Linked DNA regions of Homo sapiens: regions 2 and 3 are each linked to region 1. Evidence: chromatin contacts called from ENCODE Hi-C or POLR2A ChIA-PET data. All regions are on one chromosome and are shown on one strand. The core of a region is the stretch at or near the end of the contact, and the rest is flanking DNA. Distances in the headings are between cores, read along the strand shown.

The links. Hi-C counts contacts between places; a loop is a spot of excess contacts on that map. ChIA-PET counts read pairs that join two places held with the same protein, here RNA polymerase II (POLR2A). Pooled maps may share reads with other maps.
Region 2: a map of lower leg skin shows a loop between it and region 1 (7-fold over the local background). The contact joins two enhancer-like sites. A Hi-C loop is called at or near these places in 8 of 168 maps with a recorded cell type or tissue (CD4-positive, alpha-beta T cell, CD4-positive, alpha-beta memory T cell, GM12878 and 4 more), 13 of 37 single-sample maps with no recorded cell type and 16 of 50 pooled maps. POLR2A ChIA-PET finds 5 or more read pairs at or near these places in 1 of 52 experiments (Caco-2).
Region 3: a map of mammary epithelial cell shows a loop between it and region 1 (2.1-fold over the local background). The contact joins two enhancer-like sites. A Hi-C loop is called at or near these places in 4 of 168 maps with a recorded cell type or tissue (K562, PC-3, PC-9 and 1 more) and 3 of 50 pooled maps. POLR2A ChIA-PET finds 5 or more read pairs at or near these places in 3 of 52 experiments (BJ, Caco-2 and activated T-cell).

Annotation. Positions count from the first base shown.
Region 1 is chr21:35,849,239-35,853,366 of GRCh38, reverse strand. No RefSeq gene overlaps it. Among named protein-coding and RNA genes, the nearest start is that of MIR802, 130 kb to the right of the region's middle. Within about 2 kb of position 2,398, at least 6 of the 41 ENCODE cell types and tissues checked have a DNase peak (open chromatin) inside an H3K27ac peak, as active enhancers do.
Region 2 is chr21:36,110,890-36,115,394 of GRCh38, reverse strand. The region is part of intron 1 of CBR1-AS1 (CBR1 antisense RNA 1); the gene reads left to right. Among named protein-coding and RNA genes, the nearest start is that of CBR1-AS1, 13 kb to the left of the region's middle. RefSeq lists enhancers at 1,160-1,219, 1,557-2,069, 2,211-2,310, 2,351-2,480. Within about 2 kb of position 1,619, at least 27 of the 41 ENCODE cell types and tissues checked have a DNase peak (open chromatin) inside an H3K27ac peak, as active enhancers do.
Region 3 is chr21:35,523,976-35,528,509 of GRCh38, reverse strand. All of the region lies in intron 1 of LOC100506403 (a long non-coding RNA gene), which reads left to right. Among named protein-coding and RNA genes, the nearest start is that of MIR802, 190 kb to the left of the region's middle. RefSeq lists enhancers at 59-178, 2,432-3,631. Within about 2 kb of position 3,014, at least 4 of the 41 ENCODE cell types and tissues checked have a DNase peak (open chromatin) inside an H3K27ac peak, as active enhancers do.

The DNA.
Region 1 (4,128 bases), core at 1,149-3,648:
ATGAAGCATGGTCAGCAGGAAAAGTAGAAATTGTCCCAAGATGAGAACGAGTTATAAACTTGTCATGAACCGTAAGTGAGGTTGGGTCTAGAAAGGCCAAATCTACTGTCAGAAAATCTCAGTGGAAAAGTCAGAATTTGAGAAACTCTGATTTGAAGAAAGGCAAAGTATAACTGATGTAAGTATTAATAAACCCCACAAAGCTCTGGACTGTGAAAAACAAAATTTAAAGATGAAGACAGAGAGAGAAAAAAAATGGAACAGAATAGGTGGTTATAAAACACTCGTTTTACTGCAGTTTCAGAAACTTTCCTGGGCCGAGCTCCCAGATCCTCACTCTGCTACCAGGAGCTGAGGCTCCAGCTATTAAAGCTCCATTCTTGCCAAAACCTCCTTCTTTTGCTCTTTTCTTGCTTCATGTTTCACTAATGACCTTGAGTAACTTAGGTCTCTATCTGTTCAGTTCAAGTTGGTGCAGCAGCTATTTATTGAGCATTTAAGGTGTGCCAGGGCTGCAAAGATAAATGAGACATGTCTTTTTGCTGGAGTGTGAGCCAGAGGTGGGGAGAGGGAGCTGTTAGACACAATAACAGGTAATTTGCGTGTGGTGCCAAAATAGAGAAAGGCCGGGGAGGTGCCCGACCCAATCTGGGGACCTCAGTGATTCTTTCTACAGGGTGGACTTCTCCATGAGGTGTGAAAGGCACAGAGCCAAGGTCCTGTGGGACTTTTAGAGACCCATGAAAATGTTTTCATTTCTTCTAAAATCAGAAGAAAAAATGAACATGCTCCAGCCCAGATTTTATTTGCCTCTATACCAACACAGTTGTGGAGCCATTCTGGATATTTTTTACGGAGAATGGGGCCCACAAAGACAAAAGTGCCAGGGGCCCATGAAAGTCATATGTGGCTACCTTAGTTTCCTGGGGATGCTGGGACAACGTTCCAAAGACTGAGTGGCTTAAACAACAGGCATTTATTGTCTCATGGTTCTGGGGCTGGAAGTCCAAGATCAAGGTGCCAGTAGGGTGGGTTCCTTCTATGGGTCATGAGGGGGAGTCTGTTCCAGGCCTCTCTCCTAGAAGCTGGTGGTCTCAAGAAGGCACCCCCTGGTTTGCAGATGGCCACCTCTTCCCTGTGTCTTTACATCACCTTCTCTCTGTCTATGCGTTTGTCTTTTCACATAGCATTCTTTTATACAAGAAGTCCAGTCATGTTGGGTTAGGGGCTCACCTGTGTCGGTATGACCTCCTCTTAACTTATTACATCGGCAACAACCCTGTTTCCAAATAAGCTCACATTCTGAGGTCCTGGGGGTTAGGATTTCAGCAGTGGATTTGGTGGCGGTAGGGAGCAATTCAGCCCATAACAATGGCCCTGGGTTCCTGGGAGCGCCCCTGCCTTTCTCCTGCTTTGTAACCAGTGGGCTGGTCTTGAAGTGGGAACAATGAAGGCCCCTCATTTCTCCCCCTCCTCCCAAAATAAATAAAAAAGAATGACCAATTGTCCTTAATGCCATTTTGCTCATGGGTAGGGTTTCCTTAAGAACACTGAAAAATTATGTTGCAGAATTTGATTGGAACATTTTATGTATTGACCTCACTTCTAATCAAAGATGGCCAGATTAGCAATCTAAAAAGGTAATCTTGGCCAGGCGTGGTGGCTCACACCTGTAATCCCAGCACTTTGGAAGGCCAAGGCGCGTGGATCACTTGAGGCCAGGAGTTTGAGATCAGCCTGGCCAACATGGTGAAACCCCGTCTCTCCTAAAAATACAAAAATTAGCTGGGCGTGGTGGTGCATGCCTGTAATCCCAGCTACTTGGGAGGCTGAGGTGGGAGAATTGCTTGAACCTGGGAGGCGGAGGTTGCAGTGGGCAGAGATTGTGCCACTGCACTCCAGCCTGGCGACAGAGTGAGACTCTATCTCAAAAAAAAAAAAAAAAAAATCTTTACCTAAGAAGAGCTGAGTGTGACATCTTCAGAAAGTTAAGCCTTCTCATGGACTCCTCAGCATGCACCGTCCCCAGAGAGGCTGGCCTCAGAGGGTCCTGGTGTGGAACTGCTGGCAGCTCCTTGGGAGCTGTGTATTTTCTTCCCATTTCTTAGGGACAGGCTCTGAGCCAGGGAACACATGCCAGTGAGTGGTGATAAGGACTTTGAGCAAACCCACCGCAGTTCCCACCCTCAATCCTCAGGGTCAAGGTTGAAGGGGGCCAGAGCACATTTTTCACAGGTTCCGTGTGCTGTTTTGGGGAAAGTGCCAAGCAGTCGCCCAGGACAAAACCTGGCCCCAGAGCCCCCAGCCTGTTTTGAATTTCCATCTCTAATGCCACCTTTTGCCCCGGGAGTCCCAGAAGACACACCCTGGCTGAGGAGCCCTGCTCAGCTGGTGGTGGTTTGAGGCCAGCCAACTCCACTTCTCACTCCCGCCCCTGCTGAGTCTGCAAATATTTCTGGGTGTCTGGTCCTCATTAGGGTTGGCTGAGCTGACAGTGTGCAGGCTTCCCTCTGAGTTGCCACCTCACCTGTGGTTGACCAGACTCCCCCATCTTCACTTCTGAAGAAAAGGCTGCAGGGGAGTGCACAGGCGGTTGCCAGAGCTCGTCCTCTGGGATCTGGCGCCATGTAACTCGGCTGCCGCTGTCACCACCTTCTCCTGGAGGCCAGCTCACCACAGGTCTCTGGTGCTGGCTGGGGCCTCACCAAACTCTCTGGAGTGCAGCTACCTGAGTTTTCTCCGGGAGCCCATCAGCTGTCTGGGTTCTCTCACAGGTTGTAAGAGAAACAAACTGAAAATGTGCTAACTCCTTTATCACCTCCTACTTTTTCCAGGCTCTTTTTTGAAGTTCTCTGCGTATTCCCAGGCTTGCACTTCTCAGTCATTTTCATAAAAATAAATCCGTGTGGAGCTCAGGGTGAACATCTAAGCTTTAACATCTTTACACTTAGATCCCCTCTTGCAGTTGGAAGGGAGCAGCTGTAATTAAGAAAAGTACACAGGAAAAAAAAAAAAGGTTTCAGTGTGTGTTCTTTCTTTCTGAAGCATCTGAGCCGTTTTGCTATTAACAGCTGGAAATATTTCGAAAAATCCAGGGCATTTCCAAACATCTGACTACTCAGCTGGGTAAAAATACAGTCTAAGTATTTCCTTTTGCATTTGCATCACTTCGTGATTAGTCAGGACTTTCTTCCCCCCTAAAATGGTTTCTATTACAGCTGTGTCTTTTTTTATTTGGTGACCCAATTACATGACTCTTCAGCATGGAAAAATTCACATTATTAGTTTAAAAATATATCGTTGAACCTCAGTAACAGGTTTTGTGAGGTTTCGTTTCATAAACTTTTATAAAGTTTAATTTTGTCATTTCGTTCTAGAGTAAAGGAAAAAGGGCTGTGGCAGAATTTTCAGGTATTTTGAGATAGGACTGAGGTGGGAACTAGAAGGCGCTGTGAATATCCCTTTTGAGTTTTCCCCTTTTTATCCATTCACTGTTGTAAGGGAGAAAGCTGGCATCAGATTGAAACATTCCTGGTGATTTGAATGAGAGCAGTCTGGCTACAGAGCTTCCTCATCTTGGGTGATTTAAAGTTCTCATTTTTCTTTACTTGAAGGTACAACCATGAGTGTGTGATCATCCCGTTGCTCCTCGTGTCCTAGGAGTCCTCTTAACAGTGAACTCTTCAAAAGATTATTGAGTTTGTTATGTAGACACATTCCAATAGTTCTGGAAAAACATTGCCTCAGATAGACTATAATCTGGAGATTTACATTCTTTAGAATTTCCTAGTCAGGAGATATTTTAGCACACAGGTTCTTTAAAAATAAATTATTTATAGCTTCAATATTTTCTTTATAATTTGTTCCAACTTGTTCATCATCATTGAAGCTAGTATTCTACTCCCCTTTTCAAGCCAAGGCGTCTGTTTCCAAGTGAGAATTTAAAGACAATTCCTTGTTTGATTCCCTCCCCGCTTATCTTTTCTGGAAGTAGATAGATTGTGTCAGTGGTCAACACCTCTGCCAAAGTCAACTTCTAAAATAGACATAACGTAAGAGCAGCACACAGCTTGGCCTTGTTTCCTGGTGGAGCTCTGTCTCCAAGCATTGGGTTCTATAGGATTGGTT
Region 2 (4,505 bases), core at 370-2,869, 260 kb before region 1:
GGTGTGGTGCTGTGCATCTGTAATCCTAGCTACTTGGGAGTCTGAGGCAGGAGAATTGCTTGAACAGGTTGAACAGGGGAGGCAGAGATTGCAGTGAGCCGAGATCACGTCACTGCACTCCAGCCTGGGTGACAGAGTGAGTCTCCGTCAAAAAAAAAAAAAAAAAGGAAAGGAAGAAAGAAGGAAAGAAAAGGGTACTAGTGTATTTATTAGTTTTCTATTGTTGCTGTAGCAAATGTTCTCAAATTTAGGGGCTTAAGACACAAACTTATTACCTTCTGATTTTGGGGTAGGAAGTCTGACACAGGCCTCACCTGCCTGGGATCAAGGCGCCAGCAGGGCTGCACGCCTTTCCAGGGGGCTAAGGAGAGAATCAGTGTTTTTGTCACCTGCATTACGTGGCTTCCTCCATCTTCAGTACCAGCAACTTTGCGTCTCTCTAACCCCAAAGTCACATCTTCTTCTGACTACAGCCTGGGAAGGTTCTCAGCTTTAAGGATTTGTTTGATTACATAGGGCCCACCTGGATAATCTGCCTTCTCAAGGCCTTTAACTTGAATCAGCTGCCCCGTCCCTATTGCCGTATCACATATTTACTGATCCCAGGCATTAGGACACGGACACCTTGGTGAGGAGGCTTTATTCCGGCTACCGTGGTATGCTATTATTTGTATCAAAGTATTTGCTTACTTAGACTGTCTCTGGAAGGGGACATGGGAAGCTGGTAACAGCAGTTGCTTCTGGGGAGGACTGGGTAGCTGGGGGATGTGGAGGCTGACTTCCCACTGTATCTAGCTTTCGTTCATTTGGGTTTTTAATCAGTGTGCATATATTTACTTGAAAAAGTGAAGAATTGGCCAGGCACGGTGGCTCATGCCTGTAATCCCAGCACTTTGGGAGGCTGAGGTGGGTGGATCACTTGAGGCTGGGCGTTTGAGATCAGCCTGGCCAACATGGCAAAGCCCCATCTCTACAAAAAGTTGGCCAGGTGTGGTGGCACATGCCTGTCATCCCAGCTACTCAGGAGGGTGAGGCAGGAGAACTGCTTGAACCCCGGAGGTGGAGGTTGCAGTGAGCCAAGATTGCACAATTGCACTCCAGCCTGGGTGACAGAGGGAGACTCCATCTCAAAAAAAAAAAAAAAAAAAAGTAAAAGTGAAAGTTTACAGCTCTTAAGCTACATGGTGGTGGTTCATTGATGTGGTGTGTTTGCTTTCTTGCTAGTAGTGGAAGTTATCTGAGAGACCGGCAGCGAATCTGTACAGGTCTGCAGCAGCCTCAACTCTTCCTTCCTCAGAAGAAAAAAATAGATTGTCATAAGGCAGGAAAAGAGACCGAGGCAAGTTTTACAGCGGAGTGGAAATTGATGAAAAAGATTTAGAGCAGGAATGAAAGAAAGGAAAGTACACTTGGAAGAGGCTTAAGGGGGCACCTTGGAGGTCAAGTGCTCCGTTTGACCTTGGACCTAGGATTTTACATGCTGCCCTGCTTCCGGCGTCTTGCACCCCTTTCCCTTCATTCTTCCCTTAGGGTGAGCCACCCGCATGCGCAGTGACCTGATTGTGCTTGGGAGGCAAGCATGTTTACCGGAGTTACGTGTGTTTACTGGAGCTGCAGGCATGCTCACCTGAGTCGTTCTTCCCGTTTCCGGTGGAATGACCCCCTAGAAGGTTACCCCCCGCCATTTTGCCTCTGCGTGTGTGTGTGTGTGTGTGTGTGGGGGGGGGGGGGGGGTTGTTTTTTGTTTTTTGTTTTTTTTTGAGTCAGAGTTTCACTGTTAGTTGCCCAGGCTGGAGTGCAATGGTGCAATCTCGGCTCACTGCAACCTCTGCCTCCCAGGTTCAAGTGATTCTCCTGCCTCAGCCTCCTGAGTAGCTGGGACTACAGGCGCACGCCACCATGGCCGGCTCATTTTGGTACTTTTAGTAGAGATGGGGTTTTCACCATGTTGGCCAGGCTGGTCTCTAACTCCTCACCTCGTGATCCGTCTGCCTTGGTCTCCCAAAGTGTTGGGATTACAGGCATGAGCCACTGTGCCCGGCCGCCAGTGAAGTTTTTTTTAAGATGCTTAGTACTGTATTCCAGATACCCGAGAATGTTACAGTAGGTAGCTAGTGGGGCATGAGCAGGGCAGGAGACAGCTCCCCCCACACACCAGAAATGTCAGGCGACCATCACGTGATGGGCCGGAGGTTGTCATCCTGCCTCGCTAAAATGATAATTGGTTGCAGCTGGCACCAGGGAGCGGCCGTTTCCCAGTAGATAGAAACAACTGAAATTGGTAGTCCGCAGTTGCGCTCCAGCCTGGGCAACAAGAGCAAAACTCTGTCTCACACAGAAAAACAACCCCAAAACAACAGCAAAAAAAACCCACGAAAAAAAACCACCGGCTTCCAACCTCTACTGCCAACCACCATGACAGTCACTAGATGGCGCCCTTTCACTCTTTCTGGTACCGCTGGTCACAGGGCTTTCTCCTTGCCTGTGCCGTTCATGTTGAACCCAGCAAGTATGGGTGATAGGCAGGCTTCACTGATTTCTGTACACATGTGAAGGCTGTTTCCTCCTCTGTAAAATGAGGGTTATAATAGTACCAGCTCATTATGAGCTGTACTAAGACTAAACGAGAGTGTACATAAACGTCTCTAAAAAGAGCATACCTAGTAAATAATCATTGACTAATGTTAACTATGGACATTAATGTCTACCTTCCTGGTTAGAAAGTTTTCCCAGGCCTCTCTTCTTCCTATGAAAGGGCAACTCGACCCAACCTTAGGGGACCCTTTCCTAACACTATCTTAATTCTGTCCCAGCCTATCAGTCCTTAGATGCCGCAAACATTTGTTTCAGGTAAGCAACAACTGCATTTTGTCTGTTTAGCTTTGTAGGCAATATTTAAATTCCAGATCTACATTCTGATTTTCCCAAATGGGGCCAACTCCAAAAAAAAAACAAAGTTTGTACCAAATGAAGTTAAGTTACATGATAAATCTATGGCTCTTGTGAACAGATCTCAAAGCAATTGCCTTCAGGTTACGATGGGATTTGTAAACTTTTTTTTTTTTTTTTTGAGACAGAGTTTCACTCTTGTTGCCCAGGCTGAAGTGCAATGGCACTATCTCAACTCACTGCAACCTCTGCCTCGTGGGTTCAGGTGATTCTCCTGTTTCAGCCTCCCGAGTAGCTGGGATTACAGGCGCCTACCACCACACCCAGCTAATGTTTTGTATTTTTAGGAGAGTTGGGGTTTCAACATGTTGGCCAGGTTGGTGTCGAACTCCTGACCTCAAGTGATCCACCTGCCTCGGCCTCCCAAAGTGCTGGGATTACAGGTGTGAGCCACTGCACCCGGCCAGTAAACCCATTTTTGATGGAACGCAGGCTAGCATCACATTAGAAATGCTACCCCACCCTGTCCTATGGGACATTTGTCATTTTGGGGCTTTGGTCCTCATTGATCCTTATTCAAGGATGTATCCTTCCTTCCTTCCTTTCCTTCTTCCCTTCTCCTTCCTTCCTTCCTTCCTCCCTTCACTTTCCTCCCTTCCTCCCTTCACTTGCCCCCTCCCTCCCTCCCTCCCTTCCTCCCTTCCTTCCTTCCATCCTCCCTCCCTCCTCCCTCCCTCCCTCCCTCCCTGCCTTCACTTTCCTCCCTCCTTCCCTCCCTCCCTGAATTCTTGCCTCCTCAGAAGAATTTGACTGAGGGGCATAAGGCAGAATAAGAGACCAAGGCAAGTATCAGAGCAGAAGCTAAAGATTATTAAAAAGCTTTAGAACGGGAATGAAAGAAAGGAAAGTACACTTGGAGGAGGCCCAGCTGGGCAAGTTGAAGGACAAGTGCCCCACTTGACCTTGGATTTAGGGATTTAGGTGCTGGCATACTTCCAACATCTGGTGCCTCTTCCCCTCATTCTTCCCTTAGGGCGAGGGTGATCTGCGTGCATGCGCGGTGGCCTGCTAGGCTCGGGAGGTGAGCATGCGCAGTGTGTTTGCTAGAGTTGTATGCATGCTCACCTGAGGTAGGTGTTCTTCCCTTTTCTGGTGGAATGTACCTGGAAGGTCATATGCCAGTTAAACTCTGCTATTTTGCCTCTTAATGCACATGATTGAGCCCACTCACCCAATTCCTGAGATCTTATCGGGAAGCTGCCAATCACCAGTTTCAGGTGTTTTTTTAATCTGTTGGGAAACTGTCTTTCCCTGGTGCTGGCTCAGACCAGTTATTATTTTAGAGAGGCAGTGGGACAACTGCTGGACCATCACCTGACATTCCTGGTGGGGTGTGGGGGCCTTCTCCTGCCCTGTTCATGTCTGACTACTACCCTCTGTAACATTACCTGGCATAGATTCCAGCTAAATATGAGTTCCTTTCTGGTAACGACCAAAATGAGTGATTGAGGCACTAAGAAGAAGAGGGCAGGAATCGCCATGTTTGGGTGGACCCAGTTTCTAATGGCCTGCAATTGCATATCAAAGGTTGCCGGCCTGGCTCTAAGAGCCTGTGC
Region 3 (4,534 bases), core at 1,765-4,264, 330 kb after region 1:
GGAAAGTTGCAAAACTGCAATATATCATTTTGGAGCAAATGCCTACCTACAGCTCATGGTCTTGGCTCATTTTTAGGAGAATGAAAGGGTTTGATACTGTTTGACTTCATCTCACCCAGCAACTTGAGACTAGGGTTCATCTAATGCCACCCCCACCCCATGCATATTTAAAGGTCTATGACTCAAAACCGTCTATCCTTTATCAAATGAAATGTGGAGATGATGACATGACTGTACTCCCACTCCCCTCTGAATGTGCAATTCTTAGATTTAAAAAGGCAAGAGAGGCATTGTTTCCCAGACCCTCCTTCCCTCCCCACAGTGTCCACTGAGAGAGATTCCTTTCCCAACATCACAGGAGACTCATGGCATCTTCTGTGCTGACCTCATGAGCTTCTCAGGGCATTTTGTTGCCCATTCTCCTGCCATTGGATCCTGAATTGGAGACGGGAGTACAAGGAAGGTTCTATAGAATCACCAGGCTTTCCTTTCCCCTGGTGTGTCTAACTTTTGACAGATACCCATTCTTCCACACATCCACAGGGAACTACGAGAGAAGTTGTGAGTTACTGATGTGCACTGAGTGTTTGTGGTCCCCTCCCTGAATTTCTCTGTTGAAGTCCTAATCCCTAAAGTGATGGTATTTGGAGATGGGGTTTTGGGGGTGATAGGTCATGCGGGTGGAGCCCTCATGAATGGGATTAGCACTCTTAGGAGAAGACACAGGAGAGAGATGATTGCTCTCTTCCTTATGTAAGGATTCAGAGAGTAGCCAGTCATCTGCAAACCAGCAAGAGGACTCTCACCAGGAACAGAATTGGCTGCCACCTTGATTTTTGACTTACAGCCTCCAAAACTGAGAAAGTCATGCCTGGTGTGTAAGCTGCCCCATCTTTGGTATCCTGAATGGCAGCCTGATGTGACTGCAATAGTGATGAGCTCACCATGCACCTGCTGCTGGAAGTTCTTGTTAGTTTCCTGCTGCTTCTGCCCAAGGATAAGAAAGAAGATGATGTCTCTAAAGACCAGGGCCCCTCCACCCTGTATATTTTACCATTATTGTTTCCCCTGTTCCAGCAATACTACTTCTCTCAGTCCTGTTTGGGTTGCTCTAATGAAAATACCATAGACTGGGCGGCTTTCACACAAAAGAAATTTATTTCTCTCAGTTTTGGAGGATGGGAAGTCCAAGATCAAGGCACTGGCAGATTTAGTGTCTGCTGAGGGCCCAGTCCTAAGAGATGGCTGTTTTCTCCCTGTGCCCCCACAGGGTAGAAGGGGCAAACAATCTCTCTGGGATCCCTTTTATAAAAGCAGCAATACCATTCTTGAAGTCTCCTCCCTCATGACCTAATCACCTCCCAGAGGTCCCACCTCCTAATACTATTACCTTAGGGTTTAGTAGGACTGGTTTCCCAGAAGCCCCTCTCCGTGGCAATGTATGAATTTTGGGAAGACATAAACATATAGTCCATTGCACCACTTTATATACATAATATATATATATGTTATATGTATGTGTATAGATATATGTTTTGTGTGTGTGTGTGTGTGTGTGTGTATATATATATCTATATCTATATATCTCCCCTCTGGACTGTAGTCCAGTTGTAGCAAAACTTTAAAACATATACACACACATACACACACACACCCCCAGTGTGTGTGTGTGTGTGTGTGTGTGTATATAATATATCTTCTATATATCATCTGTCCTGTATATAGTGTGATATATATAATATATTATATATTATATATATATATCTCCCCTCTGGACTGTAGTCCAGTTGTAGCAAAACTTTAAAACACACACACACACACACACACACACACACACACATATATAACTTTCTAACTTTCCCTTGGTCAACAAGCCTCAGAGGAATAACATAGACTCAACTCAGAGAATCTTGTCTCTACCCTGACTCACATTTAAGGCACTAAAATATCATCGTACCTCCCAGCTTCCCAAGCACAGCCTTTTCTAATTTGTTTTCAAGGCTGATCACTATGATTGGTCATTTTGGTCTTCAGAGAGGAAAAGCCTTTTGCTTGATGTTTGGTGATATCCATACAAATCTGCAGCTTTCTGGCTCAGCTACTCATTGGGTGTTCCCGGGCATTACTCTCAAAAGTCTAATTTTCTCCCTAATGTCTCCCACACCCTGAGTCCCAGTTTTGGATTCAAAACCGATGTCCTGGGATATAAGCTCATTGGGAAACTGTGTCCTTAGATCTAGACACTTGTCCTTTACCTGGGCACTCTTGACGTGCTTCCTGCCCATGCTCAGCTATTTAGAATGTGACACCTCCCCTGAACAGAGGCACCAGAGCAATTGCCCCAAAGGAAGGTCCTGTCCTCTGCCTTCACCCATGTTGGTAGGTGGTTCTTCCAAGATCGAGGTGTCAGCAGAGCTGGAGGGGACTATAGGTGGAATAAGGTCATTGTATGTCTGTAGGTTGTCTGTGATTGGCTGGCTCTCAGAACAATGGCTTATTGTTCTTCCCCACCTGGGGCTCTCTCCCAAATGAGATTCATCTTATCTTAATCTTAATCTTAATCTTACTCTTATCAGGACCCCACAGGTTTATTGGAAATCAAGTGTGAGGATGGACCAGGGAAGACACACTGACAAAGTCCAGCATGTTCTAGGGTCTGTTACAGGTAGGAAGGCTTTTAGAGGAATGTTGAGAAGGAAGGGAGCCACTCCTTCTATAGAGTTATCCTTTTGGTTAAGGTGCAATACAGAGGTTTTAATCATTGCTTCAGCTTGCAACATACAGGCTAAAATGTGGACATGTAAGACAATCAATAAAACTTTATGATTCAGAGACAAATCAGCAAAACTTCATGATTCAGAAACAAATCAGTGTCCTTTTCAATGTCAGTAGGTCGTGCATTAATCAGTACATCAACAATTTGAGGAACTCACAGTAAGGTTCTTTACTTGGGGACAGGATGTGGCCATGAATCACAAGACCTCCCTGATGGAAGCCTGTCAAATGTGACCTGTAGGTTATCAACGATGAGAACTGTGTCTTACAGATCTTTGAGTCTCCAACACTGGTCACAGACTCAGGTACCCAGGGAGGTTCAAAATGTTTAGCTGGATGCTCAATAGATCTACAGGTGACAGACAATCCAGGTGCCAAAGCTAAGCCAGAATCCCCATTATTTTCATTTCCTTCTGTATTCATCAGCTTGGGCTGCGACAACATAATACCATAGACTGGCTCACTTAAATGACTGAAACTTATTTTCTCCCAGGTCTGAAGGCTGGAAGTCCAAGATCAAGGTGCTAGCCAATTTGGTTCCTGGTCAGGGCTCTCTTCCTGGCTTGTGGACTGCTGCCTTCCTGCTATGTCCTCACATGGTGAAGAGAGTGCTTGAGCACTCTCCTGTCTCTTCTTATAAGGACACTGATCCTATTGGATCAAGCCCTGCCCTTATGAGTCCACTTAACCTTAATTACCTCTGTAAGGGCCCTTTCTCCTAGTACAGTCACTTTGAGGGTTAGTGCTTCAACATGTGAATTTTGGGGGGACACAAACATTTGGTACATAACCGCTTCTTCAACAAAGATATTTTTTATAGATTAAGAAAGAAAATCACAGAGATGAACACGAAGATCAAAATTGACTACTCTTATGGGCTCTTACCTGTCTAAGGGCCTCCTTACCAGGAAGATGGCATGAAGGATAATAATCAGGATACAATAATCAATAACAATAATATCCTCTGCCTCACCTGCCAAACACCAGCTGCTTCTCAACTTTTGTGGTACTTCCAGTATCTCTGGGTGAGGGGCTGGGAGCCTTCGGTGGCTGCCCCATGCTGAGTACAGAGCAGGGGGATGCAGACACTGCAAAGGTTTCCACCATTTCTGAAGTCAATGAACAAGCTCATTCAAAAAGTATTTTCCTTTCCATTTGCCTCATACACAGGAAAACAAACAGGTATTAAAAAGTAGTCATTTATCAGAGGATAGTATTTCAAACACATGATAGACTATGATATTTTTATGATATTTACCATAGCCTCAAACACTCTCTCGACCACATGAGGACACTTATTTGACTGCTACTGCCATAATTACTGGTAATATCCAGGCAGATTTGAATTTGCAGATGAATATGTTTAACTTTGGCACATAATTAACACAATGACAGCAAAACAATTTAATCACATCATATGTGACCATTACCTAAAGTGTCTGTCTTTATATAATCAGTAGAAAAATTGCAGCCATCTATTTTTAATATTGCTAATATCGACATTTGAATGGAATTCAATGAATATCTAGAAATAAAATGGATACTGAGCAATAATTAAGCACTTGTATGTTTGCAATTGTAAGCTTCGATACTATTTTCAAAACAAATGGGGCCGGGGTATAATGTTCTGGGAGTTTCTGTTGGACTTGACTTTTCCTGGGTCAAATCTCAAGAGCTGTTTACTTGAGGAGGGGGTGGCGGGGCATGGAGCTGAGAATGTGAAGGAAGGGGCAGCCCCCCAGGGAGAATTCCAATCAGT